Linked DNA regions of Mus musculus: regions 2 and 3 are each linked to region 1. A link is a loop called in an ENCODE intact Hi-C map of the cell type or tissue named here. Cell type or tissue: gastrocnemius. All regions are shown on one strand.

Evidence for each region. A loop is a pair of places that touch in the nucleus more often than their neighbours do. Peaks named below come from ENCODE experiments on the same cell type or tissue, not always from the same donor. Only the 100,000 strongest peaks of a DNase experiment are listed, where the experiment ranks them.
Region 2: it touches region 1 in a loop (2.5-fold over the local background); 23 of 42 quality-filtered maps call a loop at or near these places.
Region 3: a loop joins it to region 1, with 6 times the contacts of the local background. A loop is called at or near these places in 23 of 42 quality-filtered maps.

What each region holds. Positions count from the first base shown.
Region 1 is chr1:24,166,752-24,174,751 of GRCm38, forward strand. No RefSeq gene overlaps it. Among named protein-coding and RNA genes, the nearest start is that of Col9a1, 6.9 kb to the right of the region's middle. In gastrocnemius, a CTCF peak has its summit at 4,913 (motif pointing left); a DNase peak (open chromatin) is centred at 4,912.
Region 2 is chr1:23,830,946-23,838,945 of GRCm38, forward strand. All of the region lies in intron 2 of B3gat2 (beta-1,3-glucuronyltransferase 2 (glucuronosyltransferase S)), which reads left to right. Among named protein-coding and RNA genes, the nearest start is that of B3gat2, 73 kb to the left of the region's middle. In gastrocnemius, no CTCF peak of the experiment used is centred here; a DNase peak (open chromatin) is centred at 4,075.
Region 3 is chr1:23,817,995-23,825,994 of GRCm38, forward strand. The region is part of intron 2 of B3gat2 (beta-1,3-glucuronyltransferase 2 (glucuronosyltransferase S)); the gene reads left to right. Among named protein-coding and RNA genes, the nearest start is that of B3gat2, 60 kb to the left of the region's middle. In gastrocnemius, no CTCF peak of the experiment used is centred here; a DNase peak (open chromatin) is centred at 3,822.

The DNA.
Region 1 (8,000 bases):
ACTTGGTATTCCTTATGCCCCATCCTTATAGAATTTCCAAACTAATACTAATTTGTAGACAATAATAATTCCCTTCCCAAACTATGTCAATCAGTAATTAATGCCTTTTTATTCAAACTTTTCATGGTAGCAAATGTTATTCAATGTCAATGACAAGATATTAACACCTAACATGATATACCTCTTTCTTTTTCAATGGCAAACACATAAACAAAAAACTTAGCTGAGTGGGATCTTTCCCCAAAGTTACCATTCCCTTAATCTCTTTATCTCCTTGAATACAGGATTTAGATCTTTTGCACTTTCTAGTGCCCCCTTTTAACTTGAACCATACATCTCATATTTTTCCTTTCTATGCTTGCTGTGCTTGACCAAAACAGTCTTCATGAGAGTAAACCAGAAGACAAAGTCTATGCTGGGCTTTTCTGAGACTTTCTTTGCCAATGCAATTAATAGAAATTTCTTTACCTTAGCCTCAGGCAGACTCTCCAGATGAGGGCAAAAGACAGCCACATTCTTCACTAAAACATCATAAGAACAATCTGCTCACAACAGAGTAAAATGCCTTTTCTCTGAAACCTTTAGAGCCAGGCTTCCACAGTTCAAATCACCCACAGCAACAAAGTCTTCCATATTCCTACTAGGATAGTATATTAAGCCCCACTTAAAGCATTCCATTGTTTTCCAAATCCAAAGTCCCCAATCCCACATTCTTCCCAACAAAAGCATGGTCAGGCCTATCATAGCAATACTGCAGTCCCTGATACCAACTTCTGACTTAGTTAAGGTTTCCATTGCTATGATGAGACACCATGACCAAAGCAACTCTTATAAAAGACAATGTTTAATTGAGTCTAGCTTACAGGCTCAGAGGTTCAGTCCATTATCATCAAGGTGAGAACATGATGGCGTCTAGGCAGACATAGCTTGGGAGGAGCTGAGAGTCCTACATCTTGATCTGAAGGCTGCAAAGAGAAGAGTGACTTTTCCACACTGGGTGGAACTTCAAAGCCCACCTCTACAGTGATGGACTTCCTCCAACAAGGCCACATCTACTCTAACAAGGCCACACCTCCTAATAGTGTCACTTCCCATGGACCAACCATATTCAAACCACCACAGTAGCATAATAATTTAAAAAATCATAAACATTGTCAGCTCTATTATTTATTTACCAAAGGTAATCTAAAAATACTCACTGAATCTCTACATAAAGAATGACACACAAATAATATTTTCAAAAGGTAAGTTACACCTTACCCCAAACTAAAGGCTGCTCATACATTTTCATACCTCTAAGTTTTGCTCAAGTTATTCCAACCTTCTGTCCCCTTTTGCCATGCAGTGTATGATTCATTTCTCAGCATTAGGCTAAGGTGTCAACCCTTCAATGAGATGCTCTTGAATTCCTCTGGGCAGTACCAGCCACGTCTACCTTTCTGTAGCTGGGCTACTTTGCTAATGCATGGTTCTGCCCCTTTCTTTGGGGTAGTTCTAGGCGAGTCAAAGTATGTCCCAGGTTTGGGATCTATCTGTCTATTCATCCTTGATGGTTTGGGGTTTATCTGTCTACTCATCCTTGAGGACTGAGCAGGCTTGGCACATACTGAATGTGAGCTGGTTAAAATTTTGATTGCTCAGGAAAACGATAATGATTGCCTGCAGCCTGTAATGAGTGAGGTATGCATGAGATTATAGATGATCAAGACCCCTACCTGTGATACTTCAAATTCCAACACAAAATGTGACGTGGACAGAGCCACAGAGCAATATAGGGTAAAATACCAAAATTCCACAAATATATGTGTCTTTTAAGAATTTCAGATCATGTGTATGTGCTCATTTGCCCACAACTTCTCCAAGATTCATCCTCACTTCCCTAGTTACCCAACTTTGGCTTCACAAACCAAACCAAACCAACCCACCCATCAAGTCCAGTTTGTACCATTAAAATATTCTGGCATATCCGTATGGCCTCTTTTCATTGAAATATGCTCAACTTATCAGGGGCTACACTCTCATAGAGAAAACTGACATTAAAATTTCTCCAATGCTCCCGATAAACCAAGTTAAAGGTAGAGAATTTAGAGTAGGAGCCCTGAAACAGGACCCGTCCCAATCCATACGATATCTTGCATGGGGTGTGTCTATGACTTCTGTTGGTCGTCTTATCAATGCACTGCTGTGCTAAACCCTTGAGCATATGTACCTCCATCAGAGCTCTGACTTGGTAACCAGTAAAACAGACTCATTATTATTTATTATTATTTAACCAACATTTGAAATAGTTTAGAGGAGTCAATGGGGGAAGGAGAATAGGAGTGAATAATTCTGCACAGAATAGAACGGAGAGCCTCTTCAACACTGTGAGCATGCACATGTGTTTATGTGCACAATCGTGGGCAGGCAAAGCTTCTTGTCAGAGAATCCTGAGGTTGGTATGTCTTGCTGTGTGTCATTTTCTTTAGCAACTCATTGAATGTTTTGAGCCTCACCTCTCTTGTAAAATGGCATTGTTGATGAACTGTGTATGTTAAAGAGAAAAAAGTTTGGGTGTAGTTTCTGGTAGCGAGCAAGTGTGCATCCTTCTGTAATTCTAGAAGGAATTCCACAGGAAGCCCTGCAGCCAGCATAGACTGAGAAAACACGTTTGATCCCACTCCTCTGTCGACATCCTCCCAAGTCCTGGACGGCTCTGATTTTCCTGCAGGTACTCTGTGAGCTGTCCAATCCTGGAACCACTGTGTTGATGTTGGCGCCCCCATCAGCTCCTAACGGCTCTAAGCTCAGTCGTTAATAATGAAGGCTATCACTTGTCTAGGTTCCAGTTGCTGCTGCTATTCCTGGTATCAGCCGTGGTTTCAGAGAGATTTGAAGTAAAAGGAGGTAATAGAAGGAAGGACTCCTGTGGGTGCCCTTAGGAACCACTGGAATGTCTGTGCATGTCTTTGTGGCTTTTTGGTTAGCTGTTTGCCTGTGAGCTTACAATCCACATGGCTCTGGGTGAGAAAAAATCTTAAAAAGAAAAAAAATCCCATTGGCTTCTGGCAGCAGTCTCCCACTGGTACTCAAAAGCCTCTTTCTATATAGATGTTTTCTCTCTTAAGGTTGTATAAGTCTCCATTAAAAGCTGTAACTTTCACCTCAAGTAAGAGGTTTGTACTCTTGGAATTTGCTGTCGTGAGGTATGTGTTCTATTGCTGAGTTACATCCCCAGTGAGAATTTGATATGTTGTATGTGACATGTGATCACATTTAGATTTTGGGACAGCACATGCATGCGTTCTTTTTTTTTTTGTTGCTTGAATTTTTTCTTTTATTTTTTATTCACTATTTTTACGTTCCAGATTTTATCATAACCCCAACCCCACATCCACCCTCCTACTGTTCCACAATCCATTCCTCCTCTCCACTCCCTTGTCTCAATGAAGATATCCTCAACCCTCTAACCTCTTCACCAGCATCTGCTGTCACCTGAGTTTTTAATCTTAGCCATTCTGATTGGTGTAAGGCTGAATCTTAAAGAGGCACTAAAGTTTTGCTATGCCTGCTATGCCCACCATACCCACAGCTTACGTGCAGAAAAGGAACTCAAGAAAACACGAAGTTGTGGTAAGAGGAGTCTTCCTTAGGTAGGGAAGCCAGTAGTGGTTGTTTTATTTCCTGTTGCTATGTTCTCTAAAATATCTGTGTAGCAGTTCCAAAGCAAAGAAGCCCTGTGTTTTCACAGGAATGGATACACCCATTCACGCACACACATATATGTATGGAAACAGTTACATGTATGTGTAAAGTTACATATATACGTATAAAACAAAGTCAGGGCATTGGGCATCATGAATGCAAGTGTCAAGTGTTACAGGCAACCATTGCTGGATCCACAGTGATTGTTAGGATGCCCTTTTTATACCTACTTACAACCCAGTAGTCTAAGGTATTTTCTTCGTCCCTAACTGAACTCTCACAGCTATCTTCAATGTAGTTTCTTTGCCAAGAAATCTGGATGGCTGCATCTGTTTCTTTGGATTATTATAAATCACAAAATAGATCATGATGAGAAAGATTCTTGAAAAATCACTGAGTATTGTGTTCAGGAAGGTGCTGATGGAGAGCTTGAAGGACAAGTTTACGGCGGCTCTGTGGGAAGAAGAATAGAAATGTAGGGAAAGTTAAGAGTATGAAATGGAAGGAAGGTGGGCTATCGGTTGGCTTACCTTGATGGCTCTGGGTAGGTTTCTTTAGAAGCTGTGTATTGGCCAGGTATATTTGAAGCATGGAGCCACACTTTATTTCTCAGGATCTAAATGAACCATGACTTACTGAAGCAGAGGAATAAACAGCAGAGGAAAACGTGCTCCCATAACCAAAATAAATCAAGCTAAAATGTTTGTGTGCCTGGCTACGTATTAAGTTCTAATTTAACCCTTAAAGTGTGTCCATAAAGAGGGTGCTTTTGTAATTTTTATTTTTGTTTTGTTTTTATTATTATATTATGTTATATTATTTTATTATTAGCTTACAAATAAGTAAACTGAGCCAGAGAGGGTAATTCCTCTTGCAGCTACAAAGCAAAGTTTCTAGCAAGCTAGAGTGTGTGTCTTCCAAGCTCAGTCCTAAGGGTTGGCTTTGTTAGCCAGAAGGAATGTACTGGGGCAGAGCTAATTTTAGTTGTTCATTTTGTTGCTCTCTAACAGGCTTTTAAGAACAATCATAGTGCATTGTATTTGTGCATCTATCTTGAGAGCAGCCCCAAAACGGAATCAATTATAACACTTTACTTTCTACACATGGAAAATAACAAAAAACGGGACATTTGCATAAAATCAGTTTTCTACTTAAGTAATGGGAAATCAAGGTCTCTGATTCCTTAGCTAAGGTTTCAGATTCCAGGGTCACACTGCCACCTAGTGTAGAGAGAGCATATTCCCCCCCAAGCAGAAAGTACTGAACCGGGTGTAAGATGCCAAGGGATGCAGCAAAAGGGAGCATGTTTAAGAGGAAGGGATTTCAGGATTAATGATGGTTCTATGTTTTATTAATGGAGGTTAGCGTGTAGGAGCTCAATTTTATTATTAATAGCATTGAGTTTATTATTAATAGCATTGAGTTGGTGAGTGATAATAGGGTAAAGTGTAAAGAGGAGACAGGTATCTCTACTTATTTATTTTATTATATCTATTAATTTATTATGCCCTTACGGTTTCCATATTATTTATTTATTTTTCTATTCATTCATTCATTCATTCATTCATTCACTCATTCACTTTACATCCTGAGCCCAGCTTCCACCTCTCCTCCCAGTGGCCCTCTCACACAGCCTCCCTCTTCCTCTCTCCTCCTTGGAGAAGGGTGAGGCTCTCCTGGGTACCAACTCACCTTGGCACACCAAGTCACTGCAGGACTAGGCACATTCTCTCCCACTGAGGCCAGACAAGGTGACCCAGTTATGGGACTAGGATCCAAAGGTAGGCAGCAGAGTCAGGGACAGCTGCTGCTCTAATTGTTAGGAAACCCACCTGAATAGCAAGCTGTACATCTGCTACATATATGTCTAGTCCACGCTTGCTCTTTAGTGGTTCAGTCTTTGGGAAGTCCCTAAGGGTCCAGGTTAGTTGACTCTGTTGGTCTTTTTATGGAGTTCCTATCCCCTCCCTGACAAGTACATTTTAAAAATAGATGTCTTGTAAGGAATGTAATGCATGTGTCTTTTCATTATCTCTAAGGGTCTCAGGAAGTCTTATCGGTTAAACTGATAATTATTTAGAAATCTTATTTAACAAATAATTATTATATACTTATAGCCTGCAAGGCAGTGCCTGTGGCAACAAAGGGGATGGGCTCAAAGGAGTTGTAAACATGACTTGAATAAGCAGAGGCTTTCAATGGGCCACCACCAGCAGCAGCATTCCCAGCAACAGCAGCAGCAACATTTCGGAGCTTATTAAGATGCAAATTTTTGGACCTGCCTTAAATCTTCTGGGACTGGAGTCCAGTAATCTGTTTTAAGCATCTTGGTGGTTGATTCAAATGTAGCTTTTGGCTCCACTGTTAGAAAAGAAGCCCTGCCAGTACACAGAGAACCTTGCTGATGGGCTAGAATGCATGGTTTGGAGGAAAGCAAATGAGTCTTAGGACACGAACCAGCTGCTGTCAACTTGGAGATCCACAGGCAGCAAATACAGCAACGGCTCCCTGAAGCATATGTGCTCTGGTGGGTGGCAGATTGATTTCTCTCTTCCTTGGAGAACTGGAAATGGTCATATTTTAGAGGAAGCAAAAATAATACCCTGGAAAGGTTTGGGGGTTGGCAAGGTCAACATTGCCGTGTCTTTGGCATTACTGTTTTACTGCACGAGCACATATATTTGCGAGCGATTGCACAGAGAGATGAGTATACCATGGGGCTGTTTGCTTGCTCCGAGTCTAGATGATTAGGCTACAATTATGTGCATAGAACCAAAATAAGCAGATTTAAAATAGAGCTTTGATCAGGGTAGAATTTCTTTACAGTCAAACTGAACCCAACACAGGACAGTGGGAGTCTTAGTTTTTGCAACTCTCTGATTGTTAATCAGCATCTCAGCCAGAGGTTTCTATGATAAGTTTCAGGCTCTAGCTGTGGCTAATTTACAGCACCCTCACACAGCTCACACATGCTACCAGGCGCTCTGGATCTTACACTGAAAGATGTAATAAAGATGAATAAAAGCAGATGAATTAAGCTTCAAACTCAACTTCAGTAAGAAGCTGGTTAAAACACTCCTGCTTATTTGAAACTATAAAGTAATAGAATGCGGTGGTCACAACATCTTTATTGTCGTCAGGTTATCATTACTCAATTCAAAATCACATTTAAAAGAAAAACAGATACTCATGTGGAAACAAAGGAACTTGCCCCACTATTTGGTGAGCTTGGTGTAATGTCCCAAGTCCTGTGTCAGGAAGTAAGAGGCATTGTGTCCACTGTGTTCCAGTCCAGTATTTTTTTTTCTAACCATGACTTGCAAGTCATTACTGATTCTCACAACAATATTTTGATCTGGTCATCTTTATTAGAAAAGGGAATAGAAAATGAATCGAAAAATAGAATATAGCACATTTACAGGCGTACGTGTTATTTTCTGAAACCTTTGCTTTAGTTTGTGTATAAGCTGTTGAAATGGGTCTCTCCCATCCTTTAAGCAACACCGGAATCTCTTCCAAAGACATGCCTGACAGTGTCACTGGGTACCCAAGGGCTTATGGTAGTTTCCACGACAACCAGAACAAAGTCTAAACTCCTTAGTACTATTCATAATCCCTCACCAAGTTCTTCCTATTGGATATTTCGAAAAAATTTCCCATATATTTAGTTGTTCAAGCTCAAAACCAGGAATATCCAGGAATATATTTTCTCTGTGCCCTCCATCCCTCCACCCCTCTACCCTTCCACCTCTCCATCCCTCAACCCCTTCCAACCTACTTTATCAATCTTACCTCTTCATCTTCATCCAGTCTTTCCTACCATCGATCCCCTCAGAGCAGCCTTCCCTGGCCCCCCTCCATTTAGGCCAGTCTCCACATCTCTTTCTGGCAAAACATTTCCCCAATAGTTTTAATTAAAGTTCCGACTGAAAATGTTTGGTGTCTGTCTCCCCATCCATGTGAGAACTGTGAGGGCCAGAGAGCTGGTCTGTGCTGTAACTGTAGAGTTGAGTTTAGGGTTCAAAGTAGGAGGGTTATGACTGACTAATTACCAAACGGTCTCTAAGCTCAGCTGGTCATTCCCCATGTGTGTTTTCTTCCTCCCATTACATAGTGTGCTTTCCCAGCCTAAGATGCACTGTTCTTCCCCAGTCTCTTGTAGGCTTCTAGTCATCTTTTCAGATTTCATCTCCTGGATGAAAGATTTCCCCGTGCCCTTGGAGTGAGTTCATCCTTGTTGACAGTCATTTTTATTCTCAGTAATGTAAGTCATTTTTCTTTCCCTGCTACAATGTGATTTTCCTCAGGGCAGGCGT
Region 2 (8,000 bases), 340 kb before region 1:
TTGGAGATGGCTTACAGTTTTAGAGGTCTAGTCCATTATCATCATGGTGGGTAGCATGGTGGCACATAGGCAGACATGGTGCAGGAATGGTATCTGAGAGTTCTACATCCAGATGGGCAGGCAGAAGGAAGAGACAGTATGCCACTAAACCCAGCTTGAGCTTCTGAAACCTCAAAACTCACCCCCCCACAAATCACACTTCCTCCAACAAAGCCATACCTACTCCAACAAGGCCACTCCTGATGTGTCGTGAGGACGGGCATTTTCATCAAACCATCACATAGTTAAACCCCGAAGAGGAGTGAGCAGTGAGGTCAGCAGCCCTTACCATTATGAATGATATCTATTACTAATTTAAAGCACTTGGTTGTTAGCTAAATTGTCACAAAGACCATGTGCTGGAACTTGACTGCTAGCTGATGGGCTCTGGGGAACTAACTGGATCACAAAGAGTCTGACCTCAGCTGCAAGTTGATCCATGAGTGGTTTCATACCAGGGAGACTAGAATAGGAGATCCAGTGGAAGGCACCGGGTCCCTGGGTGTGCCCCTGGGGGATTGCTTATCCTTGACTCCTTCTCCTTTACCCTCTCTGCTTCCAAACTTCATGAGGAAAACACTTTTGCTTCTACCACACATTGGCTGCCATGAAGTCAGGGTCAAGCAACCATGGGCCTTGAGCCTTCTGCAACCACGGAAATCCAATGGAAATCCCTCAATGGGAAATCAATGGAAATCTTAAGTAGCTTTTCTTGGGTGTTTTTGTCAGAGCTGGAAAAAAAAAAACCCACTAATGTTTAGTATACAGAAAGAGAAATGATACAAAAATCGAGTTTTGAATTAAAATTTGAGCACTTTAATAATGCCTGGTGTGGGGGCGCAGAAGGCAGTAAACATTGTGTGCTCTTCCAGAGAGAGATAGATTAGATGGCTGCAGATTAAATTAAATTTGTGATAAGAAAGTAGAGTCAACTCATTGTGCCATAAACATTTAATAATATAGTAAGGATTTTATAACATAGTAGATTATGTTTTGTATTATTAGAGGAAGGAAAAAAGAAAAAGTCAAACTCATAAGAAGGGGAATTAGTTTAAGACAAAACAGCAATAAACGTGCAAAGGCTGATTAGCACCAAGGTCAAGCACAGCAACAAAACTTGTTCTTCTCCAAGATTATTTTAAAATGTGAAATATGTCTGTGTGTCCATGTGTGGGTATGTGCACTTGAGTGTAGCTCCCTGAGAAGGGCCAGAGGCATTGCATCTGGAAGCTGGAGTCCATGGTGCTTATGAGCTGGGTAACGTGGGTCCTGGAAAACCAAACTTGAGTACCTTACACAAGTGCCATCTATACATAAGAACCAAGCCATCTCTCCAGCCCCAGAACGTGTTCTTATAAAAAGGTGCACTTATAAAAGGATCACTGATGATGGCCACCAGCCTATCACCAGGATGAACAAGAGACCATGTCTCCAAGGAAGGTAGCAAGGCCACCTAACAGTCTCCTCCAGCTTCCTAATGTGCAGATGTGCAGGACCCTCACCTCCATGTATACACCGTATGTATACACACTCCTAATTAAAAAAAAAAAATTCTGGTACAAACTCAAAATGAGCATTAGGAATGAGTACACAGCAAACTAGACTAAAACTTTAAAGAGGCGGGTTAAGGAGCCAGAGAACTGTGGTGGCAGAGCTTAAGAAGCATCAAGCTGCTATCCTGAGTTCTACCTCAGCTAATCCAGAAACGACCATGAGACACAAAGGCCCTGGGTGTTTACAGAAGCGCAGGGTGAATGGCAGAATGTCTGCCCATGCTGCTCTTAGGTTTTGCCTCTGTGGTCCTGAGAGGGAGTCTTGATACCGCCAGGCCACAGAATACAAGGGAATCACGGTGTAGGAGGGCTGTTTTGAGGCAGAAATTGAGGACTACGCATGCTCTTAAGGACAAAGGCCTTCAGGAGGCTCCTGGCATCTGGGTCAAACCTCCTGTGGCCAGACTGAGATAAAGCTTTGACTGTGGGATTCTGCATGAAGTAACGGAGGCTGTAAGCGATGTCCTTAAAGAGGAAGAAAAGTGTTTTCACAGAGCAAACTGCAAGTTGGATGCCCAAGACTTGGGACAATGGGTGGCCCATGGGAAATGTCCAGGGGGAGCCCTAGGCCTACCTGATTAGGAGTGAGGTCTGTCTATATTGTTCCTTTCCCTAGTGAGGGACAAGAAGTCTAAAATGCTTTCCAGGTCTGTGCAAGTCCCACAACCAGATCCTCATTACTGTCTATGCTAGCTAGACACCCCAGCCTGTGTGCGCCCATCTGTCTCTTCTCCCTGGACCACCTGGTGTAGCTGCCACACCTGCTGTCTTTGCGTTGTGGCCACAAAACTTTCATAAAGCTGATTATCAGTCAAGGAGCCGCTAGTTCCTGCTGAAGAGCAGGAAAGGCTGTAGGAAAGGCAGTGTGCTCAAGGTGAGACGAAAGCTTGGTCCTCCCACCACAGCTCGCCTCAAGCCTCCCAGCTTCCTCTGGGTGGATGGTGGGGGGCTTCAACAGCTTCCAGATCCACCTCAGATTTCCCTCTCGGAGAACTCCCTCATTGCACTGATATCCTCGCCTCTCCTTGTTCTGAGTCCACAGGCTTTCACCTACTTCTGTAGCATTGACGACCTGGCCCTATTTGTCTTGATTTTCCTAACTGGACTCGGACTTACCAGAGAGTTAGGACCATGTCTTACATAGTAGCATCATCAGCACTAAGACGAGCCAGCAATAGGTTTGGGAAGGGTCCTTGTTTTGAACTTGCTGTGCAGCCAAGTATAACCTGCACGTGTGTGCCACAGTCCCTGTAAAGGTTTTCTGGAACAATGAACAATGGCCCAATGAAACTGAAAACTGAAAGATGATGTTATTTCATATAATCTTGGAAATGAGGAATTTACAGCTGGCCTGGGGAAAAAGAGAGGTCTTTTATTCTGGTGGTTGGTTCCTCAGCTGCAGCGCTGTGTGTGCTACCTGCCTTAAGGGCTCACAAGAGTAAAAGAACCTTCTCCATTTCACATCTGAAGAGAATGTGGCATGCACGGTGCACTGACAGCACTTCACCAAACCGCCTTTAAATAAGTGGGAAAGAAGAGATTTGAACCCAGGAGCATTGGGTTAAACATTTTCCCACAGTGACTGTCCTACACTGCCATTCCATTTCATTACAGGAGGTCATTAGGAAACTTCTTACAGCTTAGAATCAGAACCCAACAAGGCTCCCACTAAGCGCTGGGAACGGACACACGTAACAGCTTTGTTACTGAACCCCTCAAGCAATGGCTTCACTGCTATTACCCAGGGTTAGAACAAGACACAAGTTCCTTTTTTTTTCTGTTCTAATAGAGTGGTGTAGCATGACCCACTAAATAACGCCATGGAGAATGCAAATCTCTTAATTTCTCCCAACTGAAACATAGTTCACTTTTTGCTGCCAGTTAAAAATAACTACCAGAGCTTGAGAACATGAAACAGCGCCGGCATGCACCTCTGTGGTTGCATCTGCCCTTCACAGGATGGAGCAGGTTGTGTTCTCAGCCGTCTCTGAACCCGCCAAGTCTCTCCACCTCTAAGCTTCTAAGGCATTCTTGCTCAGAAAACATAGGTGAACATTTGCACACTTCAGTTACTTGAGGCCGTGTGATTCACACCGGCTCTCAGGGCCAGGCTTTCTGTCCACAGTCATCCTGACAGAGGCCATAGATTGTGGTTTTGTTGTCTCCAGATTAGAGATTTAAATGATTTGCCCCTAAATAGCATTTCTCTTCAAAGTACTTTAGTTCCCCGGCCCCACAGAGAACAATGACTGCTAAGTGGTTTTTGTTTGTTTGTTTGTTTGTTTGTTTTAAGAGTACACAGTAATTAAAGGCGCTGGAGAAGAATGGAGAGAGGCAGAGCAAGCCACAGCGCGCTTGAGGAGAGGTCCATTAGTCTGCTCTAGGATCCCGACTGGGAACTTTATGCTCTTCAGCAGAAGAGAATGCGTCTAAATTGATGAGAAGTAATATGCCAGCAGCTCTGTCTGCTTGCCAGGCATGGCAGATTCGAAAGGAGCCTTTGCCATGGTGTGTTTTGTCTAGCAGGGGGGTGTGAATGGCCAGGCTTAGAACCATGGCAACGGGAAACAGGCAGAAGTTCTTGCTCTCTCAAAACTGGGTTAGTTGCTACCAGAGTGTAACAGGCCACACCATCCCTCGTATGTCTCTTCCACGTGTGCCTGCTTGCCTTTTAGCCTCCTGTGGCATGTTACGATGCTACTGCCTTCATGGTGTCCTTGACCCTCCAGGCTAAGGAAACTCCAGTTGTTTACAAGTGAAGTCCTGGGTTTGTTATCACAACAGAAAAGCAGCTAGGTGGGAAGGGAAGTTAAATATCAATACGCATACCACAGGGAGTTTGTGAAATCCATGCCTATAAAAATTAGACAGCACATTTCTAAATAACCAGTTAGTCAAATAAGAAATAGTTTGTAAAATATTTTGAGATGAATGAAAATAGAATAGTAGCATCCTAGAACCTCATGGGTGCAGCTAATAGAGTGGTTAAAGGTCTTTAAATGCCTGTGCAAAAAAATAATAACAATGTAACCTTATAGGATACCTGGAAAAGACGAAACCAAGGTAATTTGAAAATGATTAAAGACCTGATAAGTAAATGAATAAAATGAACCATATGCAGACTAGAAAAGCAAACCAGAAAGTCACACTAAAGATCCTTTTGACATATAAACTAAGGGGCTTGGCTTGGTAGGTAAGAGCAGTTGCTATGCAGTGTGAGGGCATGCGTTGGAATCCCCAGTTCTCATGTAAAAGGTGAGCATGCGCATGCAACCAGTGCAGGGAAGGACATAGGCAGAGCCCAGGAGCTTGCTTGCTGGCCAGCCTAGCGAACCTGCCCAGACTCGGGTGAGTGAGAAACCCTGTCTCAGGGAATTAGGTAGAAGGCAGTGGGGGAAGACACCAGCGTCTTCTGACCTCTGCAAGTGCACTCTTGTGGGAAGCACACACATGTACGCTGAGTACACACACACACACACACACACACACACACACACACACTTTTCAATGGGATGAATATAACCCATCAACCTTACAGAAACTTTGAAAAAATTCAGAGAATTATGAAAAAAGGCATCTGAAATTAAGGAACCAAGGTGATAATAAATTCACGGTTAAACTAGTAAAACTGACTTAAGAAGAGGCAGAATCTGAGCCAATCCATAAATACACACACAGTGGGTAATTGGTAGTCAACAAACGTACAGCGCAAATGGCTTCTCCTGTGATTTCTATTAAATATCTAAAGAAAAATTAGTAATCCTTCACAAACATTTCCAAATTTCAGAGAGAGAATTAGTTTTGAGCCATCTGACAGACCAGTATCACTTTGATACCAAAGATGTAACAAAGCAATTATAAGTCTGTCTCCCTTTTAAATATACATGCAAAATTGTATATTATATGTGTGTGTGTATAGAGGGACAGAGAGACTGAAAAACAGACACTAGCATCATTTTAACAATTTTTTGTCATGGCCATCCAACCATGATCATTTTGGATTATCCCTGGAATGTAAGCTCAGATACAACAGTCAACATTGATATACCATGTGAATGAATATAAAAGAGAAAAGCCATGTGATCTTGTTAATAGATGCAAAATTTAAAAAGCAGTTGACAAAATTCAAATTCTCTGCATGATAAAAACACAAGGCAGGAGTTGGAGAGATAGCTCAGTAAGAGAATGAAAAAGCAGCATCCACACTGGGCGAAGCCAGGAAAGGAGGAAGTAAAACGCTATCAGGAGAAATACCAGGAAACAGGTAACCTTACCAATACTATGCGATAGATAAGGGAGTACAAACGCCAGCTGGGTATGGGAGCCACCTTTAATCATAACACTTGGGAGTCTGAGGCAGGCAGATCTCTGAGAATTTCAGGCCAGCCTAATCTATATAGCAAGCAAGTTCCACATTATGGCTACATAGTGATACCCTATCTCAAAAACTAAAAACAGAAAAATCAGTTATAAACAGTGACAGTGAACAGTCAGAAAATGAGGCCGTTTCACTTTTATGTTCATTAACAGATATGTCAGGAATAAAATGCTGAAATGAAGCATCAGGCCCTTGTGTAATGGAAACTAAAGTGAAACAACGTAACTTAATGGAAAGACTTCTCTAATGGATTAAAAAAAAAAAAAACGAATGCAGAGAAGACTGTGAGGTCCTTCAGAGTAAGTCACAGCTGCAGAATAATCTTGTCAAAGTTGTAGCTGTGCTTCTGGTAGAAATTAAGAGAGCCATCCAGTTCATAAAGAAAGGAGGTTGAGAACGGCTAAAACAACCTCTGGTAGCAGGGAGTCAGGGGAGGGGGGATACAAAGCTAGAGGAATTATACTTCCCAATTTGAAAATGTATTTTATATCTTCAGAAGTAAAAACACACTAGGGCAGTGGTTCTCACCCTTGCAAATACTGCAACCCTTTAATACAGTTCCTCATGTTGTGGTGAACCCCCCCCCCCCAAACACACACCATAAAATTATTTTGCTGCTACTTCATAACTGTAATTTGCTACTGTTATGCATCCTAATGTGAATATCTGATACGCAGGATATCTGATATGTAGTCCCTGTGAAGGGTTGTTTGAGACCCCACCCCCTACCCCCAAAGCGGTCATGCCAACAACACATTGAGAACTGCTGCTCTGGAGGCAGGAGAGGTGGCTTTAGTTCATAAAGTGCTTGCCTCGTGAATGTGGGACCCAAGTTTGACCCTCAGCACAATGAAAACTGTAAGCTTGGTGGCATTCACTTTATAACCCCAGAGCTGGAGGTGGAGACAGATGTATCTCTGGTACTTGCTGGCAAGCCAGTCTGGTCTAATCACCAAGTTCCAGGTCCTCCAAACCTTGAGTCCTTGCCTTAGAAAACAAGATGGGAGCTCTGAAGCCCAACACTTGAGGTTGACCTCTGACCTCTGGCAAATGTACATACATATATGCACCCACAAATATACATATGTGTGTATATATGTATATGTGCATGTGTGCATGTGCACTATACACCTACACATGTGTACTCACACACACACACACATGCACCTATACTTAGCATATGTTAAGTATATACATTAATGAAACATAATTGGCAACCACAGAAATTTTAGTTACAGGTCAAATGATTTTGCTAAAGAAACCAAGAAAGGTCAATGGCAAGGATTAGTTCTTTTAAAGATTAGCACTCAGACTTGGGGATGCCTAAACACACCATTTGTAGTAATTTGAGTGAGAATGACGGCCCCAATAAGCTCATCTATTTGGATGCTTAGTCACTAGGGAGTGGTACTATTTGAAAGGATTAGGACTAAGAGTCTTTCTTCTTCTTCTTCTTTCTTCTTCTTTTCTTCTTTCTTCTTCTTCCTTCTTTCTTTCTTTCTTTCTTCTTTCTTCTTCTTTCCTCTTCTTCTTCTCCTTCTCCTCCTCCTCCTCCTCCTCCTCCTCCTCCTTCTCTCTCCTCTCTCTCTCTCTCTCCTCTCTCTCTCTCTGGATCTGACTGTAGAACTCTCAGCTACTTTTCCAGTGCCATGTCTACCTGCATGCCACCATACTTCCTGTGATATGATAATGGACTAACCTCTAAAACTGTAAGCAAGCCCACAATTAAATGCTTTTTTAAAAAAATAAAATAAATAAGATTTGCCTTGGTCATGGTATCTCTTCATAGAAACAGAACAGTGACTAAGAAACCATTTTAATGGCTACATATGTGGTTTTACATTTTAACACATATTTTAACCAGGAACAGTATTGAAATTAAAACATGCAATATTCCAAGAGGCAGTGTATGCTCTGACAGGAAGAGCTATGAGAGACAGATACTCCAGAGAGAAGTGGTACCACATATAACTTCCTTTTTCCAAAAAGTTCTGACTATAGTGTCTGTATATGTCTGTGTTTGTAAGCAT
Region 3 (8,000 bases), 350 kb before region 1:
CATGGCCCAAATCCACTGTCCATATTTTTAGGTTTTAGTTTTTAAAGCCCCAGAGCTGTGCACCACCTCATTTAGCTGGAGCGGCTAAGAGGTAGGTTCACTCCATGCATGGGAGAACCCATTGGTTCTTTTTTTTTTTTTTTTAATAAAAATGTTGAGAACTCCATCTATTTCATTCTCAAGCTTCCTTTGCCCCCTCCAGCTCCTCCAGTGGCCCCCAATTCCTGACCTCTTCTCTAATTATTACTCATACATGTATATACATGTGTGTGTGTGTGTGTGTGTGTGTACATGTATATATAACCTACTGAATGCATTTAGCATTGCTCATATGTACATGTGTCCTAGGCTGAGCAGCTTCTCCATACAGTAATCTAATTCTCCCTCTCAGCAGCCAATGATTACCTGTGGGTGGGGCCACATGCAATTCTTTGTCCACATTGGCTCGTCAATGATGTTGCTCCTACGTTGGCCTTGTTTAGTCAACTATGCTGTTGAGAGTTCATGGGCACACTTCCCCTGTCATGTCTAGGGAACACTAATGCTCTTTTCACCTCCTCTTCTGTGATTTCTCTTAGGTGTAGCGTTGCACTGCAGTTGTATCATTTAGGGTTAGGCATCCCATAGTCAGTTATTGATCCTAGGGGTTATCCATGTCTCATCCATGGCTCTGAAAATTCAAGCCTAAAACATCATGAGTGTTAGAAAAACTAAACATCTTTTTTGACTATGATGTAAGCTAGAGCAGTCAACTTGGAGAAACCAGGGAAAGTCCCTCCATTTCTCTGGGATGCAGTGTCCTCCTGTGGTGAGAAAGGGGGCTACATGAGAGTCCCACTGCCTGCCTGCTCCTAGTGCCACACCTTGGTAAACACAGAGAGAGGCTTACATGCTGGACAGCCAAGTGACAATTCACCACCATTGGGAGAGAAGCCAGCTGACACACGTTCGTTTGGTCCTGAACATCCATGGATCTTGTTTCATGACCATTCCCAGACAGCTTCCAGGATGCACACTACCTTACATGAGCAGTTTGGTGAGGGCAGCTTGGATAATTTCTAGCATTCGTTTCCAAATTGATATTTCTGAAATACAAGGAAGACATGCAGGCTTATTCACTGGGGACTTTCATTGTAAGACCTGAGAGATATTGTCACTACTAAAATTCTATGAAAATCTCTTCCCCGTGACAGGACTACTGTTTGGACTTTTCTGCCCATTTCAGTACATTTCTAAACCACGATGAAGCATGCATATCATAAATTTGTCTGATCTAACTGTTGTCTTGGAATTCTTACTTACAATAAGTATACCATGTCACCTTCAAGAAAACTTCACTCCCCACTTAAATTTGCTATGTATCTTAGTTTTCAATAAATTATTGATATTTCTGGAAGCCTAAAAATGTGGGTAATCTGGTTGGCAAGATAACGAGTCTGGGTTTGAAGAACTCTGCTCTCATTCTGAAACTTTAAAATGCTCATCTTAGTTTAGACTTTACTTGTGCAGTCTCCATAGAAATGGGGAGAAGTGGACATATACCCAAAAGATTTTTCAACATATATCAAGGACACATGCTCCATTAGGTTCATAACAGCCTTATTTATAATAGCCAGAAGCTAGAAAGAACTCAGATGTCCCTCAACAGAGGAATGGATATAGAAAATGTGGTACATTTACACAATGGAGTACTACTCAACTATTAAAAATGATGAATTCATGAAATTCTTAGGCAAATGGATGGAACTAGAAAATATCATCCTGAGTGAAGTAACCCAATCACAAAAGAACACACATGGTGGTATGCACTCACTGTTAAGTGGATATTTGCCCAAAAGCTCCAAATACCCAAGATACAATTCACAGACCATGTGATGGTTTGTATATCCTTGGACCAGGGAGTGGCACCATCTGAAGGTGTGGCCTTGTTGGAATAGGTGTGACCTGGTTGGAATGAGTGTGTCACTGTGGTTGTGGGTATAAGATCCTCACCCTAGTTTCCTGGAAGTCAGTCTTCCACTAGGAGCCTTTGGATGAAGACATAGAACTCTCAGCTCCTCCTGCACCATGCCTGCCTGGATACTGCCATGCATCCACCTTGATGATAATGGACTGAACCTCTGAATCTGTAAGCCAGCCCCAATTAAATGTTGTTTTATTAAGACTTGCCTTGGTCATGGTGTCTGTTCACAGCAGCAAAACCCTAACTAATACAGACCATAAGAAGCTCAAGAAGAAGGAAGACCAAAGTATGGGTGCTTCAGTCTTTCTTAGAAAGGGAAACAAAATACTCATGGGAGCAAATATGGAGGAAAAGTATAGGACAGAGACTGAAAGAAAGGCCATCCAGAGACTGTCCCACCTGGCGATTCATCCCAGATACCAAACCCCTACACTGTTGTGGATGTCAAGAAATGCTTGCTGACAGGAGCCTGATATAGCTGTCTCCTTAGAGGTTCTGCCAAAGCCTTACAAATACAGAGGCGGATTCCCACAGCCATCCATTGGACTGAGCATGGGGTCCCCAGTGGAGGAGTTAGAGAAAGGACTGAAGGAGCTGAAAAGGTTTGCAACCCCATAGGAAGAACAACAATATCAACCAAGCAGACCCCCCAGAGCTCCCAGGGATTAGGCCACCAACCAAGGAATACACATGGCTCCAGCTGCATATGTAGCAGAGGATGGCCTTGTCAGGCATCAATGGAAGGAGAGGTCCTTGGTCCTATGAAAGCTCAATAGATGCCCCAATGTAGGGGAATTGAGGGTGAGGAGACAGAGGTGGGTGGTGGGTGGAGGAACACCCTCATAGAAGCAGGGGGAGGGGATAGGAAGTTTCTGGGAGGGGGGAAACTGGGAAAGAAGATAACATTTGAAATGTAAATAAAGAAATTATCCAACAAAAAAAAATGGTGAAAAAAAAAAAGAAACAGGGAGAAGAGCTCTCAGGTCCTTAGGCCCATGAATTAGGTACTTTCTTCCTCATTTTCGTGTTAGTATGGAGAGGGAGGGGAGAAGGAAAGGGAAGGGGAGAGTGAATGAGTGAATGAATGAATGAATGAATGAATGAATGAATGAATGAATATGAGAATGAATGAATGAATGAATGAATATGAGAATGAATGAATGGCTATGGATGAATAAGTGTGCGTGAATGATAATCTCTAAAGTGGGAGAAGGAAGCCAGAAGCTGCATCCTGCAGAGAAAATGGTGTTCAGTGGCTCCGTGGCAGTTGTTTATGACAATGTTTTGCACTTCGGGTATCTCTAGTATTTATCAGGCTGACTGAGAAGCCATATAGCGTGGAATCACTGTGGACTATATTGCTTTTGCTCCTGAGCATGGCCAGCAGCAGTGCTCAGAACCCAGCATGCTGGTGTTTTGGTGAAGCCATAGCTTAGCCCAGCACTGAAGCTCCTGTAAATATCAGATATAGAGGAGAGATGCTCCTGCCTGCCTCGTGTCCTCCATACAGCCTTCAGACTGTCTTCTGGTGTCGCATTGGACTTTCCTGATGCTGAAAATCTGTCAGATAACGTAAGACACTGCTTTGAAGTTTTCCTGTGTGCATGATGTTAGACAGAAGCAGACGTGGCATGATATTTTCTTGAAGGTGACATGGTACTACTATTTTAAAGGAAAGGATCTGCTCTATAGGGCATTTTTAAAACTCTCTAATCATTACCCCTTAAGTTAACATCCCTCTGAGATGGAGAGGAAGCATTGCAGGAGGCCGGCCTGTGGCTTGCTGTTGGCTTTGGGTATGCACTGCTCTGCCAAGACAATGGGAACCCTGGAGTATTCTACAGGGCTGTGCCTGAGGCTTCTATTCCCAGAATAACTCTGGCATCTGACAACTGACTCAAACAGGCAGTCCACGCAGCATTTTAGGTCTGCTCTGTGGGCAGGGAATTACTTTCAAGTGACAGCCTCATTTCGGCCACTTCTGCGGAAATGTCAGTAACGAACATTGCTTGAAAGAGCTGAGCTGAAGGTAATTTGAAGCCACTCCAGGGAATCCAGATTTGCTTAAATTCAGAACTTAATGCTGAGAGCCTTATATTGAATTATACATATATGTTATATTAAAATGTCTATATTTCATTTTTATATTAAAATGTTTCCATAAAGTATATTTTGATCATGTTTATGTTGACCTTACATTACCTTAGCATTAACTCCAGGAAGCAGCAAGGCGAACATTGTACTCGGTTAATAACGGCATGAACAATTTCTGGGTGAGTGTCTGGCGTGCAGTGGATACTCTCTTCTGATAAAAACACCAAACTGAATGTGCCACATTTCTGGTACTAATCAGCTAAGGCTGGTGCATGTTCCATAAATTTGAGCTTTTCAGACAGACACACAAGCCACACTTTGGGATTCCTAGGCCAAGTATGGCTTCTGAGACTCCATTGTACTGATGTGTTCATATACAAAGCCAGACGCCCGTTAAGTGATATCCCGGTCACTTTTGATGCTTTAGATATTTCATGATGGACACAAAATGATCATGAAGTGTTTCTCACATGTGGCTTTCCAGGTACATCTTCCTGATGCCTGAAAGTCCAACCACCATGAGAACATGAAATTCCTGAGAAAGGACTCTTTCATTCAGGGAACATGGAGCTGCCTGGGGTTGTATCCTGGGAGACAGAACCAGGGAAGATGGTAGAGGAAAGAAAGGACAGAGAAATAGATTGTGCGTCTGGTTGTTAAATACCACAGGCGTCACAGGCTGTAGGTGATGGTGAATGTAGAGTCAGGAGCACGGGCAGTATGGAAGACAGGAGTCCACAGGGGCGACACCCAGTAAGAACAAACTGTCATCAAAATGGAGGAAAGTTGGCTTCCAGTAGAGCAGACAGGACGTTTTATCTCTGAAGAGCATAGAGGTTTGGAGAGAACAGGAACATCAAGGGTGTTGTGGATATATGAAGCCAAAAGGCCTACAAGAAGAGGTTCCTGGGAGAGGTTAGGATAGAATGACTCCTGAGATTCCATCAACGCTAGGTGTGTTATTTGGGCAAGTTCTGGTTTTAGGAACTGGAGTTATTAGACACTAAACCTCTGTTCACAGTGTAGTTTCTGTTGACACAACTTTTTCTAACCATTAGGCTTCATCATCTAACCAGGTGGCAGGGGATTTAGACTCTGGGGCCCATCCTAGACCTTTGGGGGAAGTGGGTTGATAATGGGTGTGGGACTGGAAGGGCCAAGGGTGACCAAGAGGTAAGAGAAAGGCGGTGTCAGTTTCAGAAGCCAGAGACTATTATCTCCTTCCCTCTCCCTCACCCCACCTCTATGTGTTCATCTCCCTCCCCCTCTCCCTCCCTCTCCCCCTCTCCCTCTCCCCCTCTTTTCCTCTCTTCTCTCTCTCTCAGGTGGCCATAGTAGAACAGGCATGTAATCCTATTGTTTGGAAGATAGAGTCTGAAGGCTCAGGAATCCAAGGTCAACTTTGACTATGTGGCAAGTTTGAGGCTGGTCTGACCTATGTAAAACACTGTCTCACATAGTAGGGGGTAGAGGGTATAGGAGGGATAGAAAGAGGGAAGGGAAAGTTTTGAAAGCTCCAATGGAAAGGAAATTAGGGTGGTAGACACAAGGATATGTGATGGACCAGTTCTCCTAGTTGAAAACTTTTACTTCTGGATGAAGGATGACATTAGTTAAAATAATAATTAATAATAATAATAGTGATCTAGGACTGGAAAGCAGGAGGTCTGGCTGTCAAGGTGGGGGTGGGGTCACCAGATGAGTGGTAAAGTGTTATCTGTCCCTTTTCCACACTGATTGAGCAACACACTCAGCATTTTAGACAGTTCATGACTGACGCAAACGTGATGAGACCATGAAGTGTTTCTCACATGTGACTTACCAGGAGTGTCTCCTAGATGCTTGCAGTTCTCTGAATTCCCTGCCTGGAGTTCAGTGGTCACAAGTGTGTGAAAGCCAGGAAAAGGGGGCCTTTGTTTAGGGAGAATAGAGCTGCCTGAGATTGTATCCAGGGGACAGTCACCTCACCTGGCCACAGAAGCGGTTGGGGGAGGAGCCAGGGAAGATTGAACCAGCAGAGAGGATAGACCAAGGAAGGGAGAGATCACAAGACCCAACTCAATTGGTAGCATGCAATAGGAAATGTATTTGGGGCTAAATTTTGTGTACACAGAGCATCTGTTTCATCAGATTCAGGACAGATGTGGTACAAGAGGTGGCACTTGAGAGTCACCTTATTCTGCTGGCTCGGAGCAAACAGGGATCAGTCTCAATGGGACGCATCTTGGGAACAACAGATGGGGAAAGGCAACAGGGGTCAAACCATGAGGACTTAGTGACGATGCAGTACAATGCCCTGTGCTTAGTGGAGAGTCTGAAATGCTTCAAATAGGCAACTTGTGTTATTAGACATATATTTGCAGCCACATCAGCAGATACAGTGTGAATGATGGCTGTGGCTGATGACTCTGCAGCTCTCTGGGTAGGAGAGAGATGAGGACAGGGTAGGAGGTAAGAGGTGAGAGGTGGCCTTCAATACCCAGTCACCAGGGACATAACATCCTAAGGAGCCATTTCATTTTACTGTCATAAATCAGCAGACATGTAGCTTGTAGCACTTTTTCTGTATGTGTCCCAGTGGTAACTGATGTGTTAAACTGAAGTTTGCTTTAGCTTTAATTGATGTGGTTTGTATTATCTTTTAAGTTGCAATTTTTTATTGTTTGGGGTGGGGTTGTTTTGTTTGTTTGTTGAGATGTTTGTTTTGTACACCTTGGCTAAGAGCCATCTGGGATCAAATGGCCACCAAAGCCAGAGGAGCAATCGCACCAAGACATTTACTTGCTTTCTGTGTAAAATGGTTGCAAGAATATACGATGGCTTCCTTGTTCCTTTGGGGCCATTTGTCATCCAAGCATGCTGTTTTCCATGCATGAAAGCCCGGTAAGGTTTAGAAAGTCCCAGAATGTCCACAGAGTGGCTTTATGTGTGTTGTGGTGTCTACTAGCCCAGGCTTTGGTCTTGGGTTGGTGTGAAGTGGCTGTCACTGGAGTTGTGTGTGTGGGGGGGGGGGGTCTCTAGGAGAAAACTTCAGCGCAGAGCAGGGTAGCGGCAAAGTGTTCCTGTGATCGGCAACCTGCTGCTTGTTTCTTGCCCATTTGCAGCTAAGATGCTCTATAGAGATGTTCACAGGGAACTTCAGCTCCCAGGGCACTTCAGTCATGACTGTGTGGAGTAAAAATGGGTACCCAGCTCCGTGCAACTGGGCGCTCACAATCAGAGAAACTCTCTGGTGCAGCTGGTGAGGGGGCAGGGCAAGGCAGTAGAGGAGGGGCAGGGAGCAGGTTCCAGAGTGCATGTACCACTTCAATTCCAGCTGCTCTGTTTATATAGTAGAAGATCAGAAGATCCCTCGAGGTATTGATACAATAAACCATTTCTTCAAAACTAAGGATACGGGAAACCTATATTTTCCTTATGTCTTTGAAATCCAGCCAACTCAATAATTACATGTTACTTGCTTAACATTTAGCAGGCATTCATCGGTCCCTGTGTGCATCCTCACTTTTAATCCACTCAACAGTTTGCTACTCGTCTTCCTCATTTCAGCACACAGACCTAATACTTAAACGTGATCGGTAACTTGTATGGGGATTAAGCGATTAAGAGCTGGGAATTAGTTATGTCCTTGTGGCTACAGAGGCAGCCTTCCCACTTTGTTTCAAATCCCATATCTCTGCTTACAGCCATAGGACCCCAGTCTTTGATGTCTGGGCCTCCATCTTCTTTCTCTGCAGAGCAGAGAAAATGAAATTCTTAAGGTGTAGCATACAAGCACCCAGCAGAACACTGTAAATACTCAAAGGCTGTAATGTGTCTTAACCAAGAAAGATGAATGTGACTCAGAGGTCACCTGATTTTAGATGAATCTGGTTAGCGCTTTGATTAATACAGCAGTCGGATCCATGCAGGCAGCCGTGGATAGGTGGGTCACTGACCTCCA